Regions from separate parts of the Homo sapiens genome. Here region 1 is linked to region 2. Evidence: read pairs that join two places in POLR2A ChIA-PET (ENCODE). Cell type or tissue: B cell. All regions are shown on one strand. Each heading gives the region's core, and the rest is flanking DNA. Links, peaks and the distances in the headings are about the cores only. Region 1 holds the start of FLYWCH1-AS1 (FLYWCH1 antisense RNA 1). Region 2 holds the start of RAB26 (RAB26, member RAS oncogene family).

Region 1 (14,456 bases), core at 4,861-7,360, 810 kb before region 2:
AGGAAGGAAGGAAGGTAGGTAGGTAGGTAGGTAGGTTGGTTGGTTGGTTCATTCTTGGTTGGGTGCAGTGGCTCACACCTGTAATCCCAGCACTTTGGGAGGCCGAGGTGGGCAGATCATGAGGTCAGGAGTTTGAGACCAGCCTGGCCAACATGGTGAAACCCCGTCTCTACTAAAAATACAAACAGCTGGGTATGGTGGTGCATGCCTGTAATCCCAGCTACTCGGGAGGCTGAGGCAGGAGAATCTTTTGAACCCGGCAGGCAGAGGTTGCAGTGAGCCGAGATGGCACCATTGCATTCTACCCTGGGTGACGACTGAAACTCCATGTCAAAAAAACAAAAATAAAAATAAACAAACAAATAAATAGAGACAGAGTCTACCGATGTTGCCCAGGATGGTCTGGAACTCCTGAGCTCGAGTGATCCACCACCTTGGCCTCCCAAAGTGCTAGGATGACAGGTGTGAGCCACACCATATCGGGCTAGAACACTTTCACAGGATCCCTGGAAAGTCCCTGCCAGGTCTGGCCTGCCACAGCCTCAGCTTCTCTCTTCTCCATTCACCAACTGAGCGGAGGGGATACCTTGGGGAGGGTGGAGGGAGCTGGATCCCCGAGTGACCTGGTGGAAGGTGCCTGCCAACCGGAAGTCTCGGCACAAATCTCTGAATGACTGAAAAACAAACATCTGTGGGTTAAGTCACCAAGACCGCGGGCTTGCCGGGTACGGCACCTGGCCCAGTCCCTCCTCCCTTGCCCATCCCACTCTTTTCTTCTGTGTTGCCTTCCTTGGTTGTGGAAGCCTCACTCTCACTGCCTTCATCTTCACACGGTGTTCTTCATGTGTGCAGCTCTGTGTCCAAATTCCACCCCTGCCCTGTCACCTTTTATTTCTTTTCTTTTTTTTTTATTTTGAGATAGGGTCTTGCTCTGTCGCCCAGGCTGGAATGCAGTGGTGTGATCATGGCTCACTGCAGCCTCAGTCTCCTGGCCTCAAGCAATTCTCTCACCTCAGCCTTCCAAGTAGCCAGGACCACAGGGGCGTGCTGCCACATTCAGCTAATTTTTTTTTTTTTTTTTTTTGAGATGTAGAATCGCTCTGTCGCCCAGGCTGGAATGCAGTGGCATGATCTCGGCTCACTGCGACCTCCGCCTCCCAGGTTCAAACACTTCTCTGCCTCAGCCTCAGCCTCCCGAGTAGCTGGGATTACAGACATGTGCCACCACACCCGGCTAATTTTTGTATATTTAGTAGGGACAGGGTTTCACCATCTTGGCCAGGCTGGTCTTGAACTCCTGACCTTGTGATCCACCTGCCTCGGCCTCCCAAAGTGCTGGGATTACAGGTGTGAGCCACCGCGCCCGGCCAGCTTATTTATTTATTTTTGAGACGGAATTTCGCTCTTGTTGGCCAGTCTGGAGTGCAATGGCGTGATCTTCGCTCACTGCAACCTCTACCTCTTGGGTTCAAGAGATTCTCCTGCCTCAGTCTCCTGAGTAGCTGGAATTACAGGCGTCTACCACCACGCCCGGCTACTTTTCTGTATTTTTAGTAGAGATAGGGTTTTACCATATTGGCCAGGCCGGTCTCGAACTCCTGACCTCAGGTGATCCACCCACCTCAGCCTCCCAGAGTTCTGGGATTACAGGCATGAGCCACCACGCCTGGCCTTATTTTTTTATTTTATTCAATTAATTAATTTATTTTTGAGACGGAGTCTTGCACTATGGCCCAGGCTGGAGCGCAGTGGTGTGATCTGGGCTCACTGCAACCTCCGCCTCCCGGGTTCAAGCGGTTATCGTGCCTCAGCCTCCAAAGTTTCTGGGATCACAGGCATCTACCACCACGCCCAGCTAATTTTTTGTAGTTTTAGTAGAGATGGTGTTTCACTATGTTGGGCAGGCTGGTCTCAAACTCCTGACCTTGTGATCCACCCACCTCGTCCTCCCAAAGTGCTGGGATTACAGGCTTGAGCCACTGTGCCCGGCCCCTATTTTTTTATTTTAAATGGGGTTTCGCTATGTTGCCCAGGCTGGTCTTGAACTGCTGGGCTCAAGCGATCCGCCTGCCTCAGCCTCCCAAAGTGCTGGGATTACAGGCGTGAGCCACCACGCCTGGCCTCCACATGTGAATTTTATTTATTTATTTTTACGTATATATATATTTTTGAGACAGATTCTCGCTCTGTCACCCGGGCTGAAGGGCAATGGTGCCATCTGGGCTCACTACAACCTCCGCCTCCTGGGTTCAAGTGATTCTCCTGCCTCAGCCTCCCGAGAAGGTGGGATCACAGGTACCCGCCACCACATCCGGCTAGTTTTTGTATTTTTAGTAGAGACGGGGTTTCGCCATGTTGGCCAGGCTGGTCTCGAACTCCCAACCTCAAGTCATCCACTTGCCTTGGCCTCCCAAAGTGCTGGCATTACAGGCGTGAGCCACTGCACCTGGCCTCAACATGTAAATTTTAGAGGACACAACTTAACGTGTAACATCTCTTAACAATCTCTGGTCTCTTTTACACCCTGGCTGGAACCTCCTGCTCTTGCCTGGACAACTGCTCACCCGATTGACGTCTAACTCCTCACACTCACCCTTTGCCATCCTTGCCAGCAACCAGTCTTTTCTCTGGTAATTAAACACTGAACTATCAGATACATGACTGGAGAGTCATTAAACATTAAATCAGATTGTGTCTCTGGTCCGATAAGAATCCTCTGGAAACTGGCCAGGCTCAGGTGCTCACGCCTGTAACCCCAGCACTTTGGGAGGCCGAGGTGGGTGGATCACTTGAGGTCAGGAGTTCGAGACCAGCCTGGCCAACATGGTGAAACACCATCTCTACTAAAAATGCGAAAATTAGCTAGACGTGGTGACACACGCCTGTAATCCCATCTACTTAAGAGGCTGAGGCAAAAGAATCCCTTGACCCTGGGAGGCGGAGGTTTCAGTGAGCCAAGATCGCGCCACTGCACTCCAGGCTGGGTGAGGGAGCAGGGGCAAAAAAAAAAAAGAATGCTCTGGAAGCTCTCAGAACACTTCAAGGTGCTGCCTGGGCTGGCTCATGCCTCCCTCCGTGACCTCACCCCCACCACATTCCCCACACCCCAGCATGATCTCCTCCTGGTTTTCCAGGTCCGGTCCTTTCTCCGCTCTGGGCTGCTGTACTGCGGTTCCCTCAGCCTGATGTGCTTCTCCCTACATCTTCACTTAATAAATTTGTGCTGCGGAGCTCAGAGCTGCCTCCTCTGAGAAGCATTCCTTGATCTCTACCCCTCCAGCCTGCTGTCTGCCCCGCCCGCCATTGCCTCCTTAGCTGCCTGGTTCCTCTGCGCCTCCCCCACCACCTGAGGAATGGGTGACAGTGGGACACAGCAGGGGGCGAGATGACCAAAGCCAGGCTTATTTCGGTGGGATGGGGTCACTTGCTGCCGGCTTGTCCTAGATGCTCTGGTCACCAGCGTGGGCAGAGCCAGGGAGGGGCCCTGATTTGGAAACTCAGAGTTCAACTCAGCCCTTGAGCTCCTGGGTGGATTTGAAGGGGTTTTCCCATGGGGATGCTGGATGACTGGCTGTCACCCCAGTGGCTTGGCCTGCAGGACCCGCCCTTCTCAGATGAGGACCCCAAGGCTGGCAGGGCCCGGGAGTGCCCAGGGCTGGCTGGCTTCATTTGGGCCCCAGGCCAGTCGGCTCGGAATGGCTGCTGGGGCGCTAGCGGCCTTGGCCTCCAAAATGTCTGCAAGAGTTGCTGGAAGCTGCCCTGCCCTGGCTGGGCTGGGGCTCTTTCTGAATGCAGGAGTCTGTCTGTCTGTCTGTCTGCCTGTCTGTCCGAACAGCTCACTGTGTTGTTGCACAGGGGCAGGAAGGGGCCCACACGGGCAGCTCCAGGGGCTGGGGGCGGGTGAGCCAAGCCCTTTCTTCCTGTTCCTCCTGCTCAGGTTGAGGCTTCACTTTCCATGGAGAGAGGCCCCTTCCTGCACCCTGGGGAGGGAGGCTGTCCACAGGTAGGGCCAGGCCCGGTCAGTGGTGCATGGCCTGAGTAGGGTGGGGGGGCACGGGACCCCTGGAAGGTGAGAGACCAAGAGCCTTAGCTGGTCTGGGGGCTGGTGTGGGGGCGAGCAGAGCCAGTCCCGCCCTTCCCAGCAAGTGAGGACGACCATGACCTGGTTCCTGGAAGGCGGAACAAGGAGGTGAGCCACCTGCTCGACCCCGCCCACCCCCTCCTCCACGGGCCCCTCCCCCAGCACCATGGCAGATGCGGGGCTTCGCATGTCCCGGGGACCCTCATTGCCCTCAGAGTCCTGGCCACCCTCACCCTCCTGACTTTGACCTGCTGCTGTCTAAAAAGCAGTGCCCACCCCCCGGACTTTCAGCGGCTCACCCCGCTCCCCGGCTCCCCCTGCCTCAGGCCTGCAGGCCCGGTGAGGGCTCACTCGCTGGCAGGGCTGGGGGTGTCCTGTCCCCAGGAAGGCCGCAGCTGGTCTCCACTCAGTCTGAATGAGGGGTGACTGGAAGCCCCCCTCAGGGGGGCCTAGTCCCTCCTAGCTGCCTACCCCGCCATCCCCACCTCGAGGGCTTGACGGGCACTAGAAGGGCCCTCAGCTTTGGATAGAAGGAGGACCCCCACCCCACATTGCTTCACAGAAAGGAGGAGTATTTGCCTCGAACATGACAAGTGCTCAGAACAACTGTTCCTGTTGCCGGAGTGACAGGGAATCCAGGAGGGGAGGGCGGTGTAGACACAGGTGGGGCTCCTGCACTGGCCCCACAGGTGTCAGGCGTGGAGGAGGGAGGGACTGGGCAGAAGCGGCCCCTCCCCGGCCTGGGGCTTGGGATCTTTCCGGGAGACACCGAGGGAGACAGTAGAGGCCGCTCCTCCCTGCTGCGCGGCACCCCCACCCCCCCGCAGGGGTGGATGGGCACCTCGGAGGCAAGCCAGGGGCTGGTGGGGGCCGGAACAGGTGAGGAGAGGGCTGGGCAGCACCGAGCAGGTGGGGGCCTCTGGGTCCTGGCATCCCATGCTGTCCTCGGGCCTCACGGGGGACACGGCTTGGTCCCTGGCCTGCCCCCCGGGGCCTTCCCACGACCCCCGCCTCCCCAGCAGATCTGTGAGGTCCAGGCAGGCCTCTTCTCAGGACCCCAGGAAGGGCCATTTGGGCACCCCACACAGCCCCCGAGGCTTCCTGCCTTAGACTGGGCAGTACGGGGGAGGGTGGGGCCCACAGGGACTTGTCTGGAACCACATGGCTGGCAGGGCACAGCCCAGTGGGGTCCCTCCGAGCCAAGGCACTTCCACAGGAGGGCCCCCAACACCGCCTCCCAGGTCAGGGAGGGAGTTTGGTGATTAGTGAGGGGTGGGCTGGGAGCTGTGGCCGGCGGGATTCTGAGGTGGCCCCAGGATCCCCCCTCGGTGTCTCTGTGCTCCATGACCCCCTCCCTGGAGTATGGGCCACCTCTCCTGTGATTGTTCTGTGTGGCACCGGTGGAAGGACTTTTTACTTTTTTTCTTTCTACTTCTCCCGTGGTGTTGCAGTGGCGGGATTTCTGCAGGTGTGACCGGGGTTTCTAATCAGGTGACTTGGCGTTCATCAGAAGGGAGGTTGATCTGGCCGAGCCTGGCTAGCTCAGGTGCACCCTTTAAGAGGCTGGAAGCCACAGAGCCGCCCCCTCCTGATGCCAAAGAAGCATATGGCCATCGGCTCCACAGCTGCGAGAAAGATTATGCACACAACGACATGCGCTCAGGAGGGGACCTCGCGCCTCGGTTGAGATCCCAGCCCTGGCTGACACCTTGAGTGCAGCCTGTGAGACCCTGAGCAGAGGTTCAGCAGTCCCCTCCCCGGACTCCTGCCACACAGAAGCCATGAGGTAAGTGGGTGTTGTTTCGAGATGATAAATTACTAGTGATTTGTTCTGCAGCAATTGTGTGCTGGAGCGCAGAGGGGCTGGCAGGATGGGGGGTGGTGAGGGGCGAGGCTCATTAGGCAGGTTGTGGACCCCCAAAGGCTGCAGTGATAGCCCGCTCAGGTCCAACACCCTCCTCGTCAGTGGGGGCCTGGTAGGCCCTGTGCACAAAATGGCCCCGGCTACGGTTAAGTGCCTCCAGCTGGGCCCATTCCTCTGGGGCTTCAGTATGGGGAAGGGGGTGATTGGCCTCCTTCCTCGGCAGCCGGATGTGTTCTGTTGGCCACGCAGGCCGGGAAGCAGAGCAGGTGGCTGGAGGGCCGGTGGAACGGGTATCTGGAGGCAACCGTGGCTGGTGCTAGCAGCCTGAGGCCAGGGACTCTCATACCCTCTGTCTCCTGAGAACCCCCTTGGGTACGTCTGGCTTCTGGTCCTTGAACCAGGTAGTCGCACCTGATGGGAAAAACAGGGCGAGTACACCTGGGGCAGGTGTTATGCGCTTCGATTTCCACTTTTAGAGCCAGGAGCGGTGGCTCACACCTGTAATCCCACCATTTTGGGAGGCTGAGGCGGTGGATCTTTTGAGCTCAGGAGTTTGAAACCAGCCAGGGCAACATACTCTGTCTCCACAAAAAATTAAAAAATTAGGCCATGGCTCATACCTGTTATCCCAGCACTTTGTGAGGTCGAGGCGGGCGGATCACCTGAGGTCAGGAGTTCGAGACCAGCCTGACCAACATGGTGAAACCCTGTCTCTATAAAAAAAAAAAAAAAAAAAAAAAAAAAAAAAACTACAAAATTAGCCGGGGGTGGTGGCGGCACATGCCTGTAATCCCATCTACTTGGAAGGCTGAGGCAGGAGAATCGCTTGAACCTGGGAGGTGGAGGTTGCAGTGAGCCGAGATCACACCACCACACTCTAGCCTGGGCAGCAAGAGTGAAACTCTGCTTCAAAAAAAAAAAAAAAAAAAATTAAAAAACTAGCTGGGTGTGCTGGTGCACACCTGTGGTCCCAGCTATTTGGGAAGCTGAGGTGGGAGGATTGCTTGAGCTCAGGAGTTAAAGGCTGCAGTGAGCCAAGGTGGCATCACTGCACTCCAGCCTGGGTGACAGAGTGAGACTGTTTCAAAAAGGAGGCCGGGGAAAGTGTGCCTGGGCAGGTGTGTGAGCTGGCGTGTGCGCTGAGCTCATCCTGTTCTCGCTGAGCTGTGATGGGGCCGGGTTTGGCAGAGGGACAATGCAGGCGGGAGACAGGCTTGGAGACTGCTGTGCACGCCTGCCAGTGGCTGTGCCCTGCGTGAGTGCCGGGCTGAGGGATGACAGGCTTGGAGACTGCTGTGGTCACACCTGCCAGTGGGCGTGCCCTGCATGTGTGAGGGGCTGAGGGATGACAGGCTTGGAGACTGATGTGGCCACACCTGCCAGTGGCAGTGCCCTGCGTGAGTGAGGGGCTGAGGGATGGGAATGTTTATGAATACGGGGACCCAGGAAAGGGTCTCCTTTGCTGTCCTAGTGCCTTCCCCGGATTCTCCAGATCCTCTCAGCATTACACTCTAGAGAAAGGGGCCCCATCAGCTCCTTAGCACACGAGGGAAGGAGACAGACAGAGGGGCCGGGCATGGTGGCTCACACCTGTCATCCCAGCACTTTGGGAGGTTGAGGGGGGCAGTTTGCTTGAGCCCAGGAGTTGAAGACTAGCCTGACCAAGATTTTGAAACCCTTCGTCTACTAAAAGTTAAAAAATTAGCTGGGTGTGGTAGTACACACCTGTAATCCCAGCTATTCGGTAGGCTGAGGCAAGATAATTGCTTGAACCCAGGAAGTGGAGGTTGCAGTGAGCCACGATCACACCACTCAACTCCAACTTGGGCAGCAGAGTGAGACTGCCTCAAAAAAAATAAAACTAAAAAAAATAAAGGAAAACAGGCAGAGGAGAGGAAATGCTAATGGGGAAGCGGCTGCCTTTCAGGGTGATGATAATGTTCTGGAATGAGATAGTTGTGATGGATGCACAACCCTAGGAACTTACTAAAAGCCATTGATGGTCCGGGCTCTATGGCTCACACCTGTTATCCCAGCACTTTGGGAGGCCAAGGCGGGTGGATTACGAGGTCAATAGATCAAGACCATCCTGGCCGACACAGTGAAACCCGGTCTCTACTAAGAATACAAAAATTAGCTGGACATGGTGGCGTGCGCCTGTAGTCCCAGCTACTCGGGAGGCTGAGGCAGGTGAATCGCTTGAACCAGGGAGGTGGAGGTTGCAGTGAGCTGAGATCACGCCATCGCGTTCCAGCCTGGGCGACACAGCGAGACTCCATCTTAAAAAATAAATAAATAAATAAAAGACAAAGGCAGGTGGCAGGCCCTGATGACTGATGGGACACAGGACAGGCAGGGCAGCGAGGATGACTGTCTCACTCATTTGTGGTCTCCTCCCTCAGACAAGAGGATGGAGGACAATCCCCTCTGCCACCTGTGCTGCATGGTGCTTATGGGAGATGCCGGGCAGGGCCCAGGAGGCAGCTGGACATGACGTCCAGGTCTCATTTGCAGAAGGGAGGGCTGACAAACCGTGAACCCCAAAAGTGGCAGAGCAGAAGAGGGCTGAGGTCCAGCCCCCAAATCACCAACCCCCACTCCAAGGTTGGGCTGGATCAAGGCGCTCACGAAGGGGGCTGGGAGGGGAAGCCAGAAGAGCTGGCACTGGAGGGGACCTGGGAGGGCGGTCAGTGCCCACGGCCAGCTCAGAGACACACCTGCTGGCCTGAGCGACAGGGGTCCTGTGCCACTCTGTCTTGGCAGAGGAGGTGGGACAGGAGGCTAGGCTGGGACCACTGGGGAATGGGGCCCACCTTATGACTGTGGGTCAGGTCCCGGGGGGCCAGGGGCTCCCGGAACTGGCCACTGCCCCACCCCCATTTTCAAACTTAGAGTTCTTAGTTGATACGTTTCTGATGCCTTGGGGATTTATTTTAAATTTCATGAGATGTTGTTGGCACTGTCATGTCAAAGGGCACGGACACACACCATGTGGTGCAAATGTCATACAGCAGGGTTTGTGGGCGAAGCACCAGCAGAGGCAGGGCTGGAAGCAGGAGCTGCCCCGCTGAGCTGCTGCCGGGCTGCACGCTCCGCGGCCAGCGTTCACCCGCACGCTTTAACTCTGTGACAGTGACTGGGCAGGCGACATCTGGTGGCCCTGGAACTTTGCAAGGGGAAGGCTCTGAAGCTCACTTAGTGGCTGTCAGGCCCTTGTCATGGCTGAGTGGCCACCAGGGTGCGGGTTGGTGGCCATGAAGCCACCCAAGGCAACAGCATCATCTAAATTCACGTCCATTGGAGAATCTCAGCCCAGCAACGCGAGCTGCCGTCTGTCTTCTAAGGTCAAAGCAGGCGTGAGGCAGAGGAAGAGTGGGCCAGTCCCGGTCAATGACGCAAATATCCAAAAGGGAAGAGAAGCCGATATTCTTCCTCTGATTCGCCTCATACCCGCTTAGGGGTGCCCAGAGCAGGGCATGGCATCATGTGACCATGGCGGGAAGATGCTGGCCGTGGAGGCCCCATCACAGAGGCAAGGAGCCCACAGGTGGAGGGCGCAGGCTTGGCAGGTAGCAGAGGCTGCAGTGACTCAGGCTGCTGTGACCCGGGCGTTTCTCTCGTATCTTGGGCATGTGGAGAGCTTCCCCTTCTGCAGGGGGCCTGATCAGAGGTCCAGCTGGTGGCGGCATGAACTGGACCATCTTTCAGCAAGTACCTTCCTCGGGCATGGCTGCCTCCTGTGGGCGTACACATTTGGACCACACAGTGGGAGTCGGGATTGGAGTACTGGGTCTGTAGCCTTGGCCATGAGTCCAGCTGGGGGCAGTTAGGTCAGCCTCGGGGCAGGATGCTTCAGGGCCGAGAACAGTGCCCAAAGCGCAGCCACTGTGTTGTGTGTCCTCTGCCATAGGCAAAGGATGGACGGGTGGGCAAGTCTGCCCTTGGCCCAGGGGTGCCACTTGCCCAGGCTTATGCAGATGAGTCTAGGCGTAACGCAGGCTAATGGCGAGAACAGAGCATCCTGCCTCTTCCAGCAACACGACGCAAATGTCCTGCCATATCCGGGCCTGGGAGAGGCCACAGGCTGCAGCTGGCCCCCCAGCAGCCCTTCCAGAGGCCCCAACCCCAGGTGTCTCCGTCCACTCTTGGTCCAGGTTACGTCTGGGCCAGGTGACTGTAACAGCCCAGGCATGGGGAGGGGTCTCCCCCTGGGCACTGGCATGGAGATGTGACGGAGTGTGGTTTCACGGCGGCCAACTGTTGCTGCAAGAGGGATGTGAACAAGTACCAGCTCCACACGGTGAGATGGAAAATAGGATTTATTGGGGGAACCGTACAAGCAGAGGAGAAGCAGGGGTGCCCAGGCTGTCACAGCCTTGCAGTGCATGGTGGGTTCCGTGGCCAACTTGCCAGGGGACAGGCCTGTTGCTGGCACTCCCCCCACAATTACAGGGTGGGAGTGAAGGACCTCGCGGCTGCGGACAGGTCCTTGTTAGTAAGGAGGAGGCTCTGCAGTCCCGGTGGGGTCATCTTGCCTCTCCGGACTGCTCCCTCTGACTGGTGAAGCCACACTCTGTGAAGCTGTCTGACAGAAGGGGACACGCCTTTGCTGCCCAGGATGGACCTGGGCCACCCAGGATGCCGCTGGCCTCAGCCAGGGCACGTGTGCCCAGCGCTGGCTCCTGCTGACCCCTGGACTGGCTCCCATCTCGGGAATGACGCCTGCCGTGGGAATCGTGGAGAGGGGGTTTAATTTAACTTGGAAGGAGCACAGAAAGGAAAGTGTGGAGTGCGGAGCGAGGCCTCTGGTTTGGCCAGCTCCGGTTGCTGGGGATGGCCACACCCTGGCAGCAGGCGGCCAGAGACCAGGAAGGCCTACCCAGCACCTGTCCAGAAGAGATTGGTGTGGGTTGACCTGGCCTATGCGGGGCAGCTCAGTTTGAAGCAGGAACTTCCCCAAACGTGCCCAGGCTCCAAGACAGCAGCATTCACTTTGCACCGTGCTGAGCAGAGCGGGGCCTCGCCAGGTGGAAAGCCCTAGGAAGGCTGCGTGCTCTGCAAACCCAGGGGTGCTGTGGCCGTACAGCAGGGGCGTCCGTGTCCAGGCAGCTTTGTCATGTCTTCCAAAGGTCAGGAAGGCGCCACCGCCCTGCCCCACGACAGCTGCGTCTGCAAGCGCCAGCTCTGAGCACTGTTCTCCGCCGACATGAGGACACCATCCAAGAATTCCTCCTGGGAGACCTCCTGAGGAGACGCGAAGACCATCGATGCTTTGGAAGAATGAAAAGAAGTTTCTGCTAAGCCAAACCTAGGTGGATGGGAAGTGCCTGTGTGGATGTGAAGCCACCTTGGGTGGGCGGCTCGGAGCTCCTCTGCCCACATCGCCTCACTGGGACTCGCCATCCAGTCTGACGTCTTTGATGTCCCTAATTACAAAGAGACACATGTTCATTGCACACATCAAAACATGGTGGAAATAGATAACACAGAAAGTTCAGGATTCCTGGAATCCTTTTTCCTGGGGATGCCACAGTCTAGAACATTTATTTTTGAGACGGAATCTTGCTCTGTCACCCAGGCTGGAGTGCAGTGGTGCGATCTCGGCTCACTGCACCCCCCGCCTCCTGGGTTCAAGTGATTCTCCCACCTCAGCCTCCTGAGTAGCTGGGACTACAGGTGCATGCCATCATGCTCAGCTAATTTTTTTTTTGTATTTTATTAGAGACGGGGTTTCACCATGTTGGCCAGGATGGTCTCGATCTCCTGACCTCAGGTGATCCACCCACCTCCGCCTACCAAAGTGCTGGGATTACAGGCATGAGCCACCTCACCTGGCTGATCATTTTTACACACACATCCATCCATCCGTATCAATTCCTTTACAACATGAGGTTGCTTCGTGACACACACCTGGGGAATTCCCTGCTTCCCACACCAGCATGTTTGGGGGAGAACCACCCAACACTTCCAAAAAGTTTCAATTCGTGCCCTAGAAGCCACAGGCCATCACACCCAAGCCTCAAGGTTCTTCATCAAGAAACACAAAGTTCTCCTTTAATTAATTTTCTTTTTTGAGATATGGTGTCACTCTGTCACCCAGGCTGGAGTGCAGTGGTGCCATCAGAGCTCACTGCAGCCTCCACCTCCTGGGCTCCAGTGATCCTCCCACCTCAGCCTCCCAAGTAGCTGGGACCACAGGTGCACACCACCACATCTGGCTAATTAAAAAAAAAATTTTTTTTTGTAGAGATGGGGTTCTCCCTGTGTTGCTCAAGCTGGTCTCGAACTCCTGAACTCATGTGATCAGGTTCTGTTTTAGTACTGTAAGGGATTTTTTTTTTTTTTTTTTTGAGATAAGAGTTTTGCTCTTGTTGCCCAAGCTGGAGTGCAATGGCGCAATCTCTGCTCACTGCAACCTCTACCTCCCAGGTTCAAGCGATTCTCCTGCCTCAGCCTCATGAGTAGCTGGGATTATAGGTGCGTGCCACCACGCCCAGCTAATTTTTTGTATTTTTAGTAGAGATGGGGTTTCACCATGTTGGCCAGGCTGGTCTCAAACTCCTGAACTCAGGTGATCCACCTTCCTCAGCCTCCCAAAGTGCTGGCATGACTGGCGTGAGCCACTGTACCTGGCTGGGATTTTTGCTTTTTAAGAGCTCTACTGAGCTATAATTCACATCCCATAAAATCCGTTAAGTGTACAATTCAGAGTTGTACAACCATCACTGCAATCACATTTAGAACATTTCACCTCCCACCAAAAGAAACCCCAAATCCTTAGTGTCACTCCTCAGCTTCCCTTGCCCCAGGCAGCCACTAATCTTTCTGTCTCTCTAAATGTGCCTATTCTGGGCATTTCGTAAGAACAGAATTACATACACTCTGTGTGCTTTGTGACTGGCTTCTTTAAGATGGTGTTTTCAAGGTGCATCCTCATTGTAGCATGCGTCAGTACTTCGTTCCTTTTTATGGACAATATTTCATCGTATAAATAGACTGTATTTCATTCATTGATGGACATTTTGGGCTTTCAATTTTTGCCTATTAGGAATAATGTTGATATGAACATTTGTGTATACTTCTGTGTGGACATGTGTTTTCAGTTCTCCTGGGTACATACCTAGGAGTGGAATTGCTGGGTCATAGGGTACCTCTATGTTGAACATTAAGAACTCCCAGAGTGTTTTCCAAAGTGGCTGGGCCATTTTGCATCGTCGCCAAGAGAGTATGAGGGTTCCAGTTTCTCCATGTCGTCACCAACACTTGTTAGCTGTCTTTTTAAATAGCCATCCCAGTGGGTGTGAAGTGGTCTGTCACAGTGGTCTTGATTTGCATTTCCCTGAGACTGATGAAGTTGAGAATCTATCCCTATCGGCCATTTGTATATCTTTGAATTCATGGCAGAAATCAAATCTTCTGTGGGAAACTATATATTCAGGTCCTTTGGCCATTTGTTAATTGGGTTGTCTTTTCATTGTTGTAAGAATTCTGGGCCAGGCACAGTGGCTCACTCCTATAATCCCAGCACTTTGGGAGGCTGAGGCAGGTGGATCACCTGAGGTCAAGAGTACGAGACCAGCCTGGCCAACATGGTGAAACCCCATCTCTACTAAAAATACAAAAAATTAGCCAGGTGTGGTGACACACGCCTGTAATCCGAGCTACTCAGGGGGCTGAGGGAGGAGAATCGCTTGAACCTGGGAGGCGGAGGTTGCAGTGAGCCGAGATCTCACCACTGCAGTCCAGCCTGGGGGACAGAACGAGACTCCATCTCAAAAAAAAAAAAAAAAAAAAAAAGTACAGCCCACCTATACAGGGCATGAATTATGAATGGAGCTTGCAGGGTGGGAAGTTGCTGTGGGTGGGTGAGTGAACGTGGAGGCCTAAAGCATTAGTGTATGTCCTGCACACTTAGTATACAACACTCAACACTCAGGCTACACTCATTTTTAAACACTTTCTTCAGTAATAAATTAACCTAAGCTTACTGTAACTTGATGTTTAAACTTTTTGCTTTTTTTAATTACACTCAGTTTAAAACACAAATACATTGTACAGCTGTACAAAAATATTTTCTTTAGAACCTCATTCTACAAGCTTTTATTTATTTATTTTTTGACATGGAGTCTCGCTCTGTTGCCCAGGCTGGAGTGCAGTGTCGCAATCTCGGCTCACTGCAAGCTCTGCCTCCCGGGTTCACGCCATTCTCCTGCCTCAGCCTCCCGAGTAACTGGGACTACAGGCACCTGCCACCACGCTCGGCTAATTTTTTGTATTTTTAGTAGAGATGGGATTTCACCATGTTAGCCAGGATGGTCTTGATCTCCTGATCTCATGATCTGCCCACCTTGGCCTCCCAAAGTGCTGGGATTACAGGCATGAGCCACCGCACCCGGCCTCTATAAGCTTTTATTTTTAAGGATTTTAAAATTTTTAAGTTGGACTTTAATTTTTTGAGACAGTATTTTTTTTTTTTTTTTTGAGATGTAGTCTTCCAGGCTGGAGAGCAGT
Region 2 (14,456 bases), core at 6,968-9,467:
CAACAGGCCTTTGGCTAACGGTAGCGCCGCCCCTACCCCCGGCCAGTACTCACTTTTTCAGCACCCTCTTTCTTTCTTTCACAGCACATACCGCTGCTCCCCATGATTTTAACTACCTATTGTCAATCCCACCACCCTGTCTGTCTAGATGGGGGATGGGGGGAGTTGTTCCGCAGGAGGCATTTGCCAATGCATGGAGACATTTGTTATCGCAATTGAGGAAGGGGTGGTGTTTACTGGTATCTAGCGGCCAGGAGCCAGGCAAGCTGTTCCACATCCTACAATGTACAGGGCAGCTCCTCGCAGCAAAAAGCGACCCGGGCCGCGTGGTCGATGGTGCGGAGGTTGGGGAACCCTGCAGCAGACGCCGAGCACAGGAGAACTGGGACCGTGTTCTCCGCGGTCTCCCGGCGCCCAGAACAGTGCCTGGCACCCGGGAGTCTCGGGGAATGCAGGAAGAAGGAATGAGTAAAGAACTGCGCGAGAACAGGACGGAGCGAGGGACGGACTACTGACTGGCGGACGGACAGCGACGCGGACCCCGACCCTGACCCCGACCCCGACCGTCTCAGCCCCGCCCCCCCCTCCCCGCCCCGGCCCGACCCCTCGCCTCGCCTCGCCTCGCCTCGATCTCCACGCGCCCGATCCCGCCCCACCGCGCGGTCCCGAGGCGCGAGCCCCGGGTCGGGCGCGCCGCGGGGACACTCACCCGCCCGCGGCCGCCCGGGAGCGGCAGCGCCGCCAGCCCGCTTCATGATGCCCCCTCGGCCGCCGGCCGGGAAAGGGACTAGACGCGCGAGCCGGAAGCGCCAGGCCGCTGCGCCCGCCGGGACGTGTAGTTCCCCGCCTCTCCGGGCCCGGACGGCTGCCTCACGCGCCGCACTTCCGAAACTACGACTTCCGGCGGCCTCGTCGTCGCGGGGCGGGAATGGCAGCTTCAGAATCACTCTATGTTGCAGATCGAAGTCTGATTGGCTTTGTTCATCCGTCACTCACCGTTAGGCTTCACGGACTCTGCATAAGGGAGGAGCTTCGGGTCTGGGTCTGAGAGACCGTCTCCAAAAGAAATGCCACGGTACGATTGGTGGAAACAACGCGGCAGGGAGCGGAGCGTACCAGCGGCGGGGGAAGGCGGGCACTTCCGCCAGGATAGCCCAATGACAGAGGTGGGACAGTTTCTATAAAAGCTTGAGCCTCGCCCGCCCCTGTCTTTTCGGGGTCGAGTCCGAGGGGGAAGAGGTTTGTTAATACGTTCGCCATGTGCTACGATCTTGGGACGAACTGAGCCACGAGCGTGGCTTTGAGGGCCGTCCGAACGCTGCAGGCCGGCCAGGTCCCTGGGCGTCCAGGCCTGGCCTACGCACCACTTTGTCCCTTAGCGTTTAAAGGTTTCTTCCCGAATCTCAGGCCCTCAGCTACCTGCAGGTAAGACTGGGCCGGGCTTGGGTTCCCTTATTCTCCCAGTCTGTGATGAATTGCTTTGACTTCTGACACCTCGTATGAAAACTGCACGTGCAGTCTGATTATTTAGCAAGACTGAGGCTTGAGGGTGCGCACTCCTGACGGGGAGCTGAGAGTGGAAACAGGTGTTGCCCGAAACGAAGGAGTGGGGACTTAATGTCTGTATTTTGGCGCTGACTTTCAGGTTTCGTCGCGAGCCGGCTGCAAGTTTTGAACCTAAGTAAACCTCAATCCGGAGGGCCTAGCGGTAAGGTGGGCGCTGTGTCTATTGAAGTGCTTAGCAATAAAGAAAGGTAGTGAGTTGATTCGGTTTTCTCTCAAGTGTCTTTATTTTCCTATTCTGGCACCCCAGAGGTCTGGCTGATCCACAGGCAATCTTGGAAAAGGGTACAGACATGAAAACGGAAGCTCGTTACCAGTGACTTTTCATCTCTTGGGATTGCCTTCTCCATTTCTGCCCGTGATTTTTTTTTTTTTTTTTTGAGACGGAGTTTTGCTCGTTTCCCAGGCGGGAGTGCGATGGCACAACCTCCACCTCAAGCGATTTTCCTGCCTGAGCCTCCCAAATGGCTGGAATTACAGGCGCCCACCACCACGCCCGGCTAATTTTGTATTTTTAGTAGAGACGGGGTTTCTCCGTGTTAGGCTGGTCTCAAACTCCTGACCTCAGGTGATCTGCCCACCTCAGCCTCCCAAAGTGCTGGGATCACAGGTGTGAGCCACCACGCCCAGTCAAATACTGTTTTTCATGCCTTTTGCCCCAGGGTGAGTCCAAAAAGGCTTTTGAGATTTGTGGAGGGAAGTTGACACCACCTAGGGTTCCCATGTGCCTCCTTAGGGAGGCAGCCATGGGCCATGGAGGAATGGTAGCCACACACCTGCTGAGGGTTCTGGGCCTTGCTGAGTCTCTCAAACTCCAGCATCCTGCTCTAGAAGTGGATTTTTTTCAACAGATGAGACAGACGCTCCAGAAAACACAACTTTATTCACTAGGACTGAAAACAAAGGCTTGTGCAATCAAAAGGCCAAGTTGAGTGCAAGGTGGAGCGTGCTCGGAAATCACAGACCTCACCTGTGGCCAGGCCGGGCTGGCAGTTGTTGTTTCTGGTGTTTTCTGTGATTTCCCACATTTTATCACAAGGCCACAGGCATCCTCCAAGGTCAGTGAGGAAGACCCTATTGCTGTTTGAGCCAGAGCCTCCTAGAGGGTGGGCCGGGAGCAGGCAGCTCCCAGGACACACAGATGCACGATGTGATTAGCAGTGAAGCCTTCTGTCCCAGGCGTGGGCAGGCGTCCTCCCTTAGCTGCCTGAGCATGTGCGGCTGAAGACATGGCTTTTCTAGGGTTAGGCACTGTGCGTGGTGCCAGCCCCAGCCCTCCCTCACCTGGACGTGCCCAGGAGGGGGCAGCAGAGCACCGTGGCAAAGTCTGTCCACTTGCCGCTCCCCGTCCCGTGCAGAAGACTGCTTTTCCGTGGCGGCCAGTGTGCGGCCACGGGCTCTCAGAAGCCTGCTTGTTGGGACTGTTGCTGGGAGGAGGAAGGGACAAGGCTTGACCTGGGGCTCCTGAAAACAGACACTCGGGCGTTGGCCACTGGGCAACAAAGTCAGAAGGGCCTGGAGACCCTCTGTCCAGCCTTCTAGGGACTGGACGGCTTCCTCCAGAGGACTGAGCTCAGCCAGGTTCAAGGGCGGCAGCAGGAGGCCCCTCGACCCTCCCTCTTAACGTAATCATGCAGCCGGAAGCGCGGCTCGCTGGGAGCCTTCATGGAGCGCTGCTTCAACTCCCTGCGGAGTGGGGGTGACAAGGGGACACGATGGCCTGGACTCTAATGAGGATTCAGGCCCTGGGCTGGGGGAGTCCTGGTGACTGGCAGGACTTACTTTGCTATGGCTGTGAAGGCCAAGTCCACGTTGAGGCCCGTCTTGGCGCTGGTCTCCATGAAGGGCAGTCCATACTCCTGTAAACAGCTGCTGCCAGCCAGGTGGTGGCCTGGCGGGGACAGCCTAGGCTCGCAGCCTCCAGGGGCACCCCCTCACCACCCCCCTGCCCTGACTCACCTTGGCCAGCTTCTCCCCGTCCTCCCTCTTCACCACACGCTCATGGGCAGAGTCCACCTGGCCCAGGCACAGGGTCTTGGTGAAAGCTGGCCCATGGTTGGCCCCTGCCCCCTCACCTGCCCTGCCCTGTGGCCCAGGTGAGGACAGCCGGGCCTCCCACCTTGTTCCCCAGCAGCATGAGCGCCACGTCGTGCTGGGCGTACTCGTGGATCTCGGTCAGCCAGGCCTGTGGGAGGCAGCAGACCAGGCTGGGGCTCCCTGCATGGCTTGCCCCATGCCCCAGAACTTTGGCCCTCCAGGTCACACTGTAGAGGGCACCTGTCTTTATCTTTTTTTTTTTTTTTTTTTTTTTGAGACAAGAGTCTCGCCCTGTTTCCCAGGCTGGAGTGCAATGGCTCCATCTCGACTCACTGCAGTCTCCATCTCCTGGGTTCAAGCTATTCTCCTGGGGTTCAGAGAACCTTGGGAGGGTTCAGCCTCCCAAGTGACTGGGATTACAGTTACGCACCACCACGCCCAGCTAATTTTTTGTATCTTTAGTAGAGACGGGGTTTCACCATGTTGATCAGGCTGGTCTCCAACTCCTGACCTCGTGATCCGCCCACCTCAGCCTCCCAAGGTGGTGGGATTACAGGTGTGAGCCACCATGCCCAGCCCATTTTATTTTTTTGAGACAGTTTTGCTCTGTTGTCCAGGCTGGAGTGCCGTAGCACAGTCTTGGCTCACTGCAACCTCAGTCTCCTGAGTAGCTGGGATTACAGGTGTGTGCCAAAACGCCCGGCTAATTTTTGTATTTTTAGTAGAGATGGGGTTTCCTCATGTTGGCCAGGCTGGTCTCGAACTCCTGACCTCAGGTGAGCCGCCATGCCTGGCCAGGATACCTGTCTTTAGAAGTGATAACCCCCCGTGTACCACATACAGAAGCCCACCTTACAGGTCCCTTACACAAAGCCTCCTGCTGAGGGAGCTGGAATGGCACTCAGGTCCACTTGGGCCACCTCCAGCCCAGAAGGCTGTCATTTCCCCCTCCCCTCTCTCAGCGGGGTCCTTTGGAACCCTGATGCCATCTACCAGAAGGAGGTTGGGATGGGTCAGGCCCTATCAGGGCCCTTTCACCCCACCAGGAAAGCCACTGACCTGGATGTTGTCAAAGGAGGCCTTGTTGGTGACATCGTAGAGCAGCAGCAGAGCTGGGGACAGAGGGCAGTGAGGACATCCACCATCACCTGCACCCTCAGGTGCTCAGACCCCCGCCCCAACCAGCCCAGGTACCCAGGGGCTCACCATGAGCATCCCGGTAGTAGGCATGGGTAACACTGCGGAACCGCTCCTGACCAGCTGTGTCCCACATCTGCAGCGACAGGCACTGGTCAGGCTGTCCAGCCCTTCCCTGGTGTCCCCTGTCCCCCAACTTGTCCTCTGCCAGTCACCTTACCTGCAGCTTCACCTTCACACCATCCACGTCCAGAACTTTGTTCTGAAACAGACAGAACCAGGCAGCTCTGGCATGGGCCCAGCCCAGCCTCTGGTCCCACTAGCTTCACTGCCTTCCTGTCCCCTGAGACCTCCCAGCTCCCAGGTCCAGCCCAGCCCCTGCAGGCTTCCCTTAAGCCAATTTGACCTCACCCACACCTGCAAGTGCAGGCCTCTCCCGGCAGCCTCTGCACTATTCCTGCTTAGAGCCTCTTACGCTGACTTATTTGAACTCATGACCCCACCAGGCCTCTTACTGACACTGCCTCGGTTTCCTCATCTGCAAATGGGTGCAGTAACTAACGAGCTGCAACGCCTCAGCCTTCCCAGTAGCTCTTTTTGCTAATTTGAAAGACTCAGGATGGCTTGAACCCAGAAGTTGGAGGTTGCAGTCCACCATGATCACCACTGCACTCCAGCCAGGGCGACAGAGTGAGACCCTGCTTCAAAAGAATAAAAAATTAAAGCCACTCCTTGCTGGGATTGTCAGGGCTGGGCCTGGGCCTGTCTGACCCAAGGCAGTAACCGCAGATCCCAGAACTGCCTGGCAGCGTCCCCAGCCGGGCCCTCCCAGTTAACGATTAGACGTAAGGCAGGGAGTGGTCTAGCCCCAGTCCCATCTGTTGGGGTGGGGGCGGGGGGCTTCAGCCGCAGTCTGAGGCCCTGGGCAGCTGGAACCTGTGCCACCTCCTTCAGCCTGAGCTCCTGCTGTCAGAGTGCTTCTGGGTCTCCCGGGAACCAGGCAGGGCCATCTGCTGGGCTGGGGAGGACACCGCCTTCCCTGGCACCCTGAACGAGAGTGCGAACCAAATGGCCTCACCTCTTACCACCTGCCCGAGAGCCAAGAGGGAGGTGGGGAAGTGGGGACCAGACAGGACTGGCCTGCCCCCCTCGGGCACTTCAGTCGTCACTCCATCCCAGAGGACTTGAGGGGACTTGGAACCCCCAGACTGGAGGGAGCCCCTTTTCCTGTCCCTGGAACAGCCCTTCCTCCATCCTCCCTCTAACTGGCTCTAATTAAAGGGTGAGAAAAATGCAAATTTAAGATTTGCTGAGGACAAGCCGGCACCTCAGCACGAGGAATTCCAGCTGGTGGGGGTGGGGGTGGGCGCTCCTCACCCAAGAGCAGGGTCCTCTCCCCTAGGCAAGCCCTGGAAACCCTCGCTCAGGCTCTGCAGGGAGCATGTGCTTCTAGGGCCCAGTAAGGCCTCTGTACCGAGGCAGCACTGCTGGCCCCAAGTGGACGTGGCCCTTGACTTCCTCTGACCCACCACCCTGTAGGCAACAGTGTCCGCCTCCCCCAAGGCACAGGATATGGTCCCTCGGTAATGCCAGCCCCTGGCATAGGGCAACTAACTATGCTTGTCGGGTGCAGCCACCAGCCCAGGTGTTGGAAGGTCGAGGCAGGCAGCTTCTGGGGTCCAGGCCTCGAGCCTGTTGGTACCATGGGGATCAGAGAGAACTTGCTGCTCGGGTACCGGCGGGACTCTGATGTGGGGCCAGGCCAGGGCCTCCACTCACCCGGAAGTCAATGCCTACGGTGGAGATGAAGGTCCCCGCCAGGAAAGCACCATCCTTGAATCGCACCAGCAGACAGGTCTTCCCCACACCCGAGTCCCCCACCAGCATGACCTAGGACAAGCAGGAGGGTTGGGGGGAGTCTGGTCTGCCCTGAGCTGGCCTGGTCAGAAGGGGGCTGCAGGTGAGGAGCAGGAGTGGAGGGAGGCAGCCCAGGCCTGCAGGCTCAGCGGGGCCAGGGACCCCGATGGGCTGGACACCCAGCGTATGCCTCTGAAAGGCTGGGGCTGCTCTGTCCTTCTGCACAGTGGCCGTCTCAGTCAGCGGGGAGTGAGGGCAGCCACCTGCATCCCGGACCCTCCCTAACGTCCATACCCCCACACGGTGGACAGCATCTGGGAGGGGAGCAGGTGGGGTGGCAGCTGGGTACCTCCTAAGAGACTTGGGGAGGCCTCTGCCGGGGGCTTCTCCACATCCCAGTAGGGACATGACCCCAGCAAGGCTCGAGGAATTTGCCCCATTAGGATCAGATCTCGATCTGAAGAGGGACCTGGGCCAAGTCTGAGGTTGGGGGGAGGTGCAAGTGGGCAGCAGTCAGGCCTTCTCCCCGAAACCTGTGCTACCAAACCCAAAATGGTCCTCCCAGCCCCCTGCCAAGTCCACACAGCCTCTGCCTTGGTCTGGAGTCCCAGGGTTCCCCATCCATCTGGCAAACCTCTTCCCCCCAGCAAAAAAAAAAAAAAAAAAAAAAGGCCCACAGCCGCTGGGTTGAGGGAGGGCAGCATACGGGAAATGGTGAGACCCCGGGCGGGGGCCAGGGCACTGGGGCGCGGGACCCCTTGTGCCACCATGCCGCCTGGGGGGTGGGGGACAGGCCCTGCCAGCTGTTGGATACCCCAGACCTGGGATGGACAGCTGTGTGTGCACGATGCACCGTGCAAGCCCCACGGGGTTCCTCCCGCGTCGGCTCCGCGCCCTGGGGCCGCGGGCCCTGCACCCCCTGTCCGACCCCCAACCCTTGGCTCAGGCCGGGCGCCACCTGCTGCGCTGGCCTGGGGGGCGGGTGCCTGGCTCACCTTGAAGGCGACGTCGTAGAAGTCGACACCGCCGCCAAGCGAGGGCCGGCCGGGCTGCAAGGGCCCGTTGGGCGGCGCGTCGGGGCCGGAAAGCGCAGTCCCGGAGCGCGCCGGTCGGGCCCCGTTGGCGGTGGGCAGCGTGGAGGCAGCGGGGGTGCTGGCCCCTTTGCTCTTGGGGGTCTTCTTCCTGGACATGGCGGGCGGGCGCTCAGTGTGCTCCCGCTGCAGCCGCCGTGCCCTGGGCCGTCCCGCACCCCGCGCCCGCCGAGCCCGACCCGGACCCGAACCCTTCCCCTGGCGGCGGCGGCGGCGGCGGCGGCGGCGGCGGCATCATCCCGGGCGCCCGGCTCGCGCCCCGCCCCCGCCGCTCCACGGGCGCGCAGCCACTCAGGCCCGGCCTCCCGCCGCCGCCGCCAATGCCGTGCGTGGGGCGGGGACATGCAAATACACCCCCGCTCGGCGGGGGGTGGGGGGCGGTCAGGAGGTCCGGGCCCCGTCCCGCCCCCGATCACGACCCCTGCCCGTGGCTGCCTTGGGGCCAGGAGCCAGCTGTGGGGTGACAGGCCTGGGCCAGGAGTCACCCCGGGATCCTGAATCCCCTCTGCTGGCTGCACACCACCCCAGCTCGGTGACCCCCAAACTGGACCGCCAGACCTGGGAGGAAGGGGTGTCCTGAGATGTGGGTGCTGGGGCAGAGGGCCCGCATGGACGGGCACCGCGGGCTTCTGTCTCCTTAGCCCCAGATGCCTAGCGCTTGGCCCGGTGCCCTTCACTGCTCCATCCCCTCCAGGGTAGGCGGGTCCAGGAAGCTCCAGCCCTGGCTTGGCAAACACACCAGGCTGCTGGGGCAGGCGCCCTGGGCTCAGGTGACAGCTGGTCACCGGGAGGACACAGCGGGCGCTGCGATCTCCCCCACAGCTTCTGCCTGCTGTGCACGCCTGGGGATCTGCGGGAAGGAGGAAGTCGCTGTGGCAGCCAGCCCCCGGCCCCCTGAGGGTCCCCTCCCACGGGACTCTGCCCTCAGGGTCTGAAAGGTGGAAAGCAGAGGCCCCTGCCCAGGCTGTGTGGCTGGCCCCTTGTCCTTCTCCTCCAGGTTCGGACCTTCAGGTGGCCAGGGCCGATTCTCCAAATCCTAAGCTGGTCCCTGGCAGACCCACCTCCCCAACCTGGGCTGCACTGGAGCTCTGTCACCCCCTCTCACAGAGAAGATGGGACTGCAGTGGTCAGAGCTGGGGCACAGTGGTCCAGAGGGGTGGTGTCCTTGGCATGCAGGGGCTTCTTGGTGTTTCTTTGGGAGCTGGAGAGATGACCCAGCTGTCCCCGGAGACCTGACAGCTGTCACCAGGACCTTGGGCCCTTCAGAGACCTGAGCCCTCCCAGCTGGCAGTGCCCAGAGTCCAAACAATTGGCTGCCTCTCGGGTCAGAGGCCTGAGAAAACACAGATGGGGGGCACTGCCCAGCAGAGTGATTCCTCGAGAGGGCCTGGCAGAGGCCGTGGAAGCCTGCCCTACAGCAAGCACTGTTGTGTGCCAGGCACACGACCTCTTCAAAGTTATCCTGCAAGGTGGGTACTGCCCTCAGTGTCCAGATGGGGAAACCGAGGCCCAGAAAGGCAAGGAGCCTGTGCAAGGTCAGCAGGCTAGGAAGGGCAGAGCTAGGATTTGTTCCTGTGATCTCCAGCTCCAGAGAACATAAACCGTCCCATGGCAGAAATCCCTGTAGACTTAATCCCCAGGAACCTGGCAGAGCTGGGGGTCAAACCCGGAAGCCCTCTCAGAACCCTTCCTTGTCTCACTCCTCTGGCCCCCCAGCTCTTCCAGACCAACCCCCAGTGTGTGTGCACTGGGCCTGGGTAGAGGCATTTAGCTTCTGCAGCTGCAGCCCTGGGGACTCCAGGTGTCCACCCGCGCTACAAGGCCTCTTTCAGGATGGCTGGCCCAGGGTCTGAGCTGGGGGCCTCAGCAGCTGCTGTGCACTGGCCCCAGGGTCCTGGGCAGTGGACTCCCAGTCCAGTGGACCCCGTCCTGCCAGCTGCTGCTCAGGTACCCCCAGGGCGCGGGCAGCAGGAGGAGTTGGGTGCAAGTAGGGCATCCTGCAGGGGGAGGAGTGCGGATGGGGCCCCCAGGAAGAGAAGGAGGCAGGCGCGCTGGAGAAAGTGGGAGGCCAGGCGGGGAGGGGAGCCTTGAGAGAGCAGAGGAAACGGGCTTGCGCTGGCAACCTTTAAAATTAGGAGAGTTTACATAAAAATCCAAGTCTCTGGTTTCTCTTGAAAATGGGGAGCTCTGGGTGCCTGCATCACAGACCCCTCTCTTGGCTTCCAGCAGGCCTCGGAATCTTTGATCATTATGTCTCTTGGTTGCTGTGTTTGCCATCTGTTTCACCCTCTGGAGTGTAAGCTCTCCGGGCACAGGAAGCAGCTTGTCTTGGTCAACTGCTGTCCCCAGCAGCCAGCTCTGGGCCTCCATAAGCAGTTATTAAATTGGTGAAAGAGGTGTGGTGGCTCACGCCTGTAATCCCAGCACTTTGGGAGGCTGAGCAGGCAGATCACTTGAGGCCAGGAGTTTGAGACCAGCCTGGCCAACATGGTGAAACCCCGTCTCTACTAAAAATACAAAAATTAGCTGGGCCTGGTGGCATACGCCTGTAATCCCAGCTACTCGGGAGGCTGAGGCAGGAGAATCGCTTGACCCCAGGAGGAGGAGGTTGCAGTGAGCTGAGATTGTGCTGTTGCATTCCAGCCTGGGTGACAGAGCGAGACTCTGGGGAAAAAAAAAAGAAAGAAAAGAAAAGAGAAAGAAATGTGACTTAGAAACACAGGCCTCACTTCAGGAGGACATGTCCTTGCTAACAAAGATTTAAGGCAAGTGTGATCAGTAGTGAGGGCAAGGCTTCTGGGGGAGGGAGGGTTTGCACTGGGCTTTGAGGATTGAGCTAGAGTCCGACACGAGAGAGAAAGACAGTCCCCAGGTGGAGGGAGTCAATATGCATAGGCTGAGAGTGCTAGGAGATGGGCACTTTGTGCCGAGGTGGCCAAAGTGTGGCCCAGTTCCTTGGAGGAAACGGGAGGTAATCAAGCTGGTAAGGTAGGATGGGGTCAGCTGGGAAGGGAAACCTGAGTGTTATTCCTAGGAGCTTGGAAATTGTACAGCGGGAAGTAGAGAGCTGTGCGTGGCTTTTGAGCAGAACAACAGAGGACGCTGTGCTACAGGAATATTGGGGACTGGCAGGAGGGGATGGATGGTGGAGCCTGTAGGCCTGGAGATGAGATTGATGGGGGTTGCAGTCACCCAGGGGAGGGATAATAGGAACAGAGAGGACCTTCAGGAAAGAAGCTGTAGGCCTGGAGGCAGGGAGGGGAGGGTCAGAGTCCATGCCCATGGGCAGAGACCAGTGGGATGCTGCAGTGGGTTAAAGATGGATTAAACCCCAGCACTTTGGGAGGCCGGGGCGGGCGGATCACCTGAGATCGGGAGTTCGAGACCAGCCTGGCCAACATGGAGAAACCCCGTCTCTACTAAAAATACAAAATTAGCCAGGTGTGGTGGCGGGCGCCTGTAGTCCCAGCTACTCAGGAGGCTGAGGCAGGAGAATCGCTTGAACCCAGGAGGCGGAGGTTGTGGTGAGCCGAGATCGCGCCATCGTACTCCAGCCTGGGCGACAAGAGCGAAACTTGGTCTCCACAAAAAAAAAAAAAAAAAAGGCCGGGCGCGGTGGCTCACGCCTGTAATCCCAGCAGCACTTTGGGAGGCCGAGGCAGGCAGACCACGAGGTCAGGAGATCAAGACCATCCTGGCTAACACAGTGAAACCCTGTCTCTACTAAAAATACAAAAAATTAGCCGGGTGTGGTGGCGGGCGCCTGTAGTCCCAGCTACTCGGGAGGCTGCGGCAGCAGAATGGCGTGAACCCGGGAGGTGGAACTTGCAGTGAGCGGAGATCGCACCACCACACTCCAGCCTGGGCGACGGAACAAGACTCCATCTCAAAAAACAACAACAACAACAACAAATAAAACTAGAAAAACTAGAACAGGCAGCCAGCGAGGGCAAGGCGGGGGCCGGCGAGGGCAAGGCGGGGGCCGGCGAGGGCAAGGCGGGGGCCGGCATGGTGGGAAAGTTCAGCAGGGAGGCCTTGGGATGTCCGGATTCTTGGCATCTTCAGACCTGGAGAAGAGAGGAGTCCTGTGGGCCAGGGCAGGTCCCTGAGACAGGGTCCGAGTTTGAGATGGGCCCTGGGAGCTGGGGGCGGAGAGTGAGGTCCGTGTTCCCCTGGGAGGGGTGCTACAGCCCCCCACCCTTCTGGTGCAGAGCTGGCTCTTCCAGGGAGGGGAAGGTCTCCACGGGTTCCTGTCCTCGAGCGGAGAGAGCGCCCTGGGTCTCCTTGGGGCCTTGCTCTGGGACTTTCGCTCCTGTTACCTTCTGACGGCCCGGCCCCCTGGCATCCTTACACCGTGCCCTCTAACTCCTGCCAGTTCCTTCTGACCGTCCTGGGTGTCTGGAAGGATGTGTGCTGTGAGCCCCCAGCCAAAACGACCCCTGGGAGCCATGGATCAGGACAGTCTCTTTCTGGCCCCCATTTTCCAGCCTCTTCCCTACACTCTGCCCCCAGAGTGGGGCCCTCGGGCTGGCCCTTGTGTGCCAGGAGAGGGGGCGCAGGCACGAGTGAGGCCTCCTCAGGCTTCCAGACTCTGCCTGGAGCCCCACCCTCAAGGGAGCCTGCCCTGGCTCCTCCTGCCCCACTTCTGGCTCCCTGGATGCTCTCCAGCCCTTCCCCAGCGGCTGCATGGCCGCTGTAGCAGCCTGGGAGCCTCCTGAGGACAGGGCCCTGTCCTGCCTACTCCTGTTCCCGCCAGGCACTCGAGCGAGAGCTCTGTGGCTGAGCAGCAGAGAGCTGGGTTGGACTTCAAGGGGCTCTTAGCAAGCCAGGGAGTGGCAAAGCCGCCACGGCCTGTGCCCCCAGGGCACCTCCCAAGACCCTCCTCTGGAGCTCAGCGGTCTGTGCCCTCCGCGGGGTCCCCGGCTTGCTATGTGCCCCTGGGCACGTGGCATTCCCTGTCTGGGCCTGCTCCCCTCTCCATGAAATGAGGGGGCAGGAGGAGCCGATCTCTGAGGTCCCTTCCAGCTCAAACACCTTATGTTCTATGAAATCCGTGTGAACGTTGCCATGGAGACGTTGGAGGAACTGCGGCAGCACTGAACGCAACTTCCACCCGAGAGAGGAGCACTGAGTCACCCCAGCACGTGGGTGACATCACAGGTAAGCTCTCTCCGGTGTCCAGGTGTGCAGCAGTCTGGTGTCCTCCTGAGAGGTCACCCCCCTTCAGCCTGCTCACCATGGTGGCCCTGAGGCCCTACCGGGTGGGTCGGGACAAACAGGTGTCCATCCCTGCCCGAATGGGGACCCTTTGTCTGTTGCCTGCAGACGTGACCACAGTGACTCAGGTGCTCCCAGACGGGAAGGCAGCAGAGGTGATCTGCCACACAGAAGATGAGCTAACGGGGGAGTCATGTGCGCCTCTGTGGCTGTCAGAGCAGTATCCTCACTCCTACGGAGCCAGTTGCCTGCTCTCAGCAGTGCTGGCTTCCTGCGCCTGAGCTGAGTGAGGGTGTCCGCTTAGCCATTGGAGGAGGCAGCATCAGGGCTCCTGGCTGCAGGCTCTCCCGGCAGCCTCAGAGTGACACACATGGCCTCACGGCAGGTGCAGGGATCCCTGTCGATGAACAAAACAGACCCCTGCGTAACCGTAACAATCACTGACTACCCCGGACTGCACCAAGTGCTTTCCTTGCAACGTTTCTCTCTTTTTTTTTTTGAGATGGAGTCTTGCTGTGTCACTCAGGCTGGAGTGCAATGGCGCCATCTCGATCTCGGCTCACTACAACCTCTGCCTCCCAGGTTCAGGCAATTCTCCTGCCTCAGCCTTCCGAGTAGCTGGGATTACAAGTGTCCACCACCACGCCCGGCTAATTTTTGTATTTTAGTAGAGACAGGGTTTCACCATGTTGGCCAGGCTGGTCTTGAACTCCTAACCTCAGGTGATCCACCCGCCTCGGCCTCCCAAAGTGCTGGGATTACAGGTGCCCACCACCACGCCTGGCTAATTGTTTTTTTTTTTTTTTTTTTTTTTTGAGACGGAGTCTGGCTCTCGCCCAGGCTGGAGTACAATGGTGCGATCTCGGCTCACTGCAAGTTCCACCTCCCGGGTTCACACCATTCTCCTGCCTCAGCCTCCCGAGTAGCTGGGACTACAGGTGCCCGGCACCACACCCGGCTAATTTTTGTTTTTGTATTTTAGTTGAGACAGGGTTTCACCGTGTTAGCCAGGATGGTCTGGATCTTCTGACCTCGTGATTCACCTGCCTCGGCTTCCCAAAGTGCTGGGATTACAGGCGTGAGCCACCGCACCCTGCCCTTTTTTTTTTTTTTTTTTTTTTGAGATAGGGTCTCACTCTGTTACCCAGACTGAAGTGCAGTGGTGCGGTTCCGACTCACTGTAGCCTTGAACTCTTGGGTTCAAGCAATCTTCCCACTTCAGTCTCCCAGCAATTTTTTAGTTTTTTTTATAGAGATGGGGGACTCACTATTGTCCAGGCTGGTCTTGAACTCCTGGGCTCAAGGGATCCTCCCGCCTTAGCCTCCCAAGATGTTGGGATTACAGGCGTCAGCCACCGCGCCCAGCCTTGTTTTGTAAGAGTCTAAATTAAATCACAATTATCTGATTCTTCCACATTTGATAGAACTTGTCCACAAAAAGATCTGGATTAAGTGTCTTTTCCTGACATGGCTTTTGATACGTTTTCAATGTGTTCTTTTGTTATTGGTCTATTTGGGGTTTTAATTTTTTCTAGAATTGGTTTTTACAGTTTG

What was found. Peaks named below come from ENCODE experiments on the same cell type or tissue, not always from the same donor. Only the 100,000 strongest peaks of a DNase experiment are listed, where the experiment ranks them.
Region 1: POLR2A ChIA-PET joins it to region 2 with 5 read pairs; 1 of 35 experiments calls an interaction of 5 or more read pairs at or near these places.

The regions. Positions count from the first base shown.
Region 1 is chr16:2,945,603-2,960,058 of GRCh38, reverse strand. FLYWCH1-AS1 (FLYWCH1 antisense RNA 1) reads left to right here and starts at 3,902. Exons shown (of 4, transcript XR_007064947.1): 1 at 3,902-4,189; 2 at 5,533-5,867. It overlaps FLYWCH1 (FLYWCH-type zinc finger 1), which reads right to left. Exons shown (of 10, transcript NM_001308068.2): 10 at 8,851-11,371. The coding sequence ends at 11,332. RefSeq lists enhancers at 736-825, 2,912-3,831, 3,832-4,753. In B cell, for the core only: no CTCF peak of the experiment used is centred there; a DNase peak (open chromatin) is centred at 6,164; H3K27me3 peaks cover 755 bases.
Region 2 is chr16:2,142,112-2,156,567 of GRCh38, reverse strand. It overlaps RAB26 (RAB26, member RAS oncogene family), which reads right to left and starts at 7,943. Exons shown (of 9, transcript NM_014353.5): 1 at 7,590-7,943; 2 at 6,517-6,627; 3 at 4,958-4,999; 4 at 4,807-4,873; 5 at 4,660-4,712; 6 at 3,683-3,748; 7 at 3,523-3,579; 8 at 3,346-3,422; 9 at 2,403-3,249. The coding sequence starts at 7,784. The coding sequence ends at 3,147. It overlaps TRAF7 (TNF receptor associated factor 7), which reads right to left and starts at 786. Exons shown (of 21, transcript NM_032271.3): 1 at 710-786. It overlaps SNHG19 (small nucleolar RNA host gene 19), which reads left to right and starts at 1,210. Exons shown (of 2, transcript NR_132114.1): 1 at 1,210-1,425; 2 at 1,646-1,786. SNORD60 (small nucleolar RNA, C/D box 60) reads left to right here and starts at 1,463; the gene lies at 1,463-1,545. RefSeq lists enhancers at 1-178, 6,737-7,288, 7,289-7,840, 7,841-8,390, 8,391-8,942 and 8 more and silencers at 7,383-7,452, 7,473-7,602, 7,613-7,782, 7,873-7,962, 7,973-8,242 and 2 more. In B cell, for the core only: no CTCF peak of the experiment used is centred there; DNase peaks (open chromatin) are centred at 7,587 and 8,067; H3K4me3 peaks cover 1,521 bases.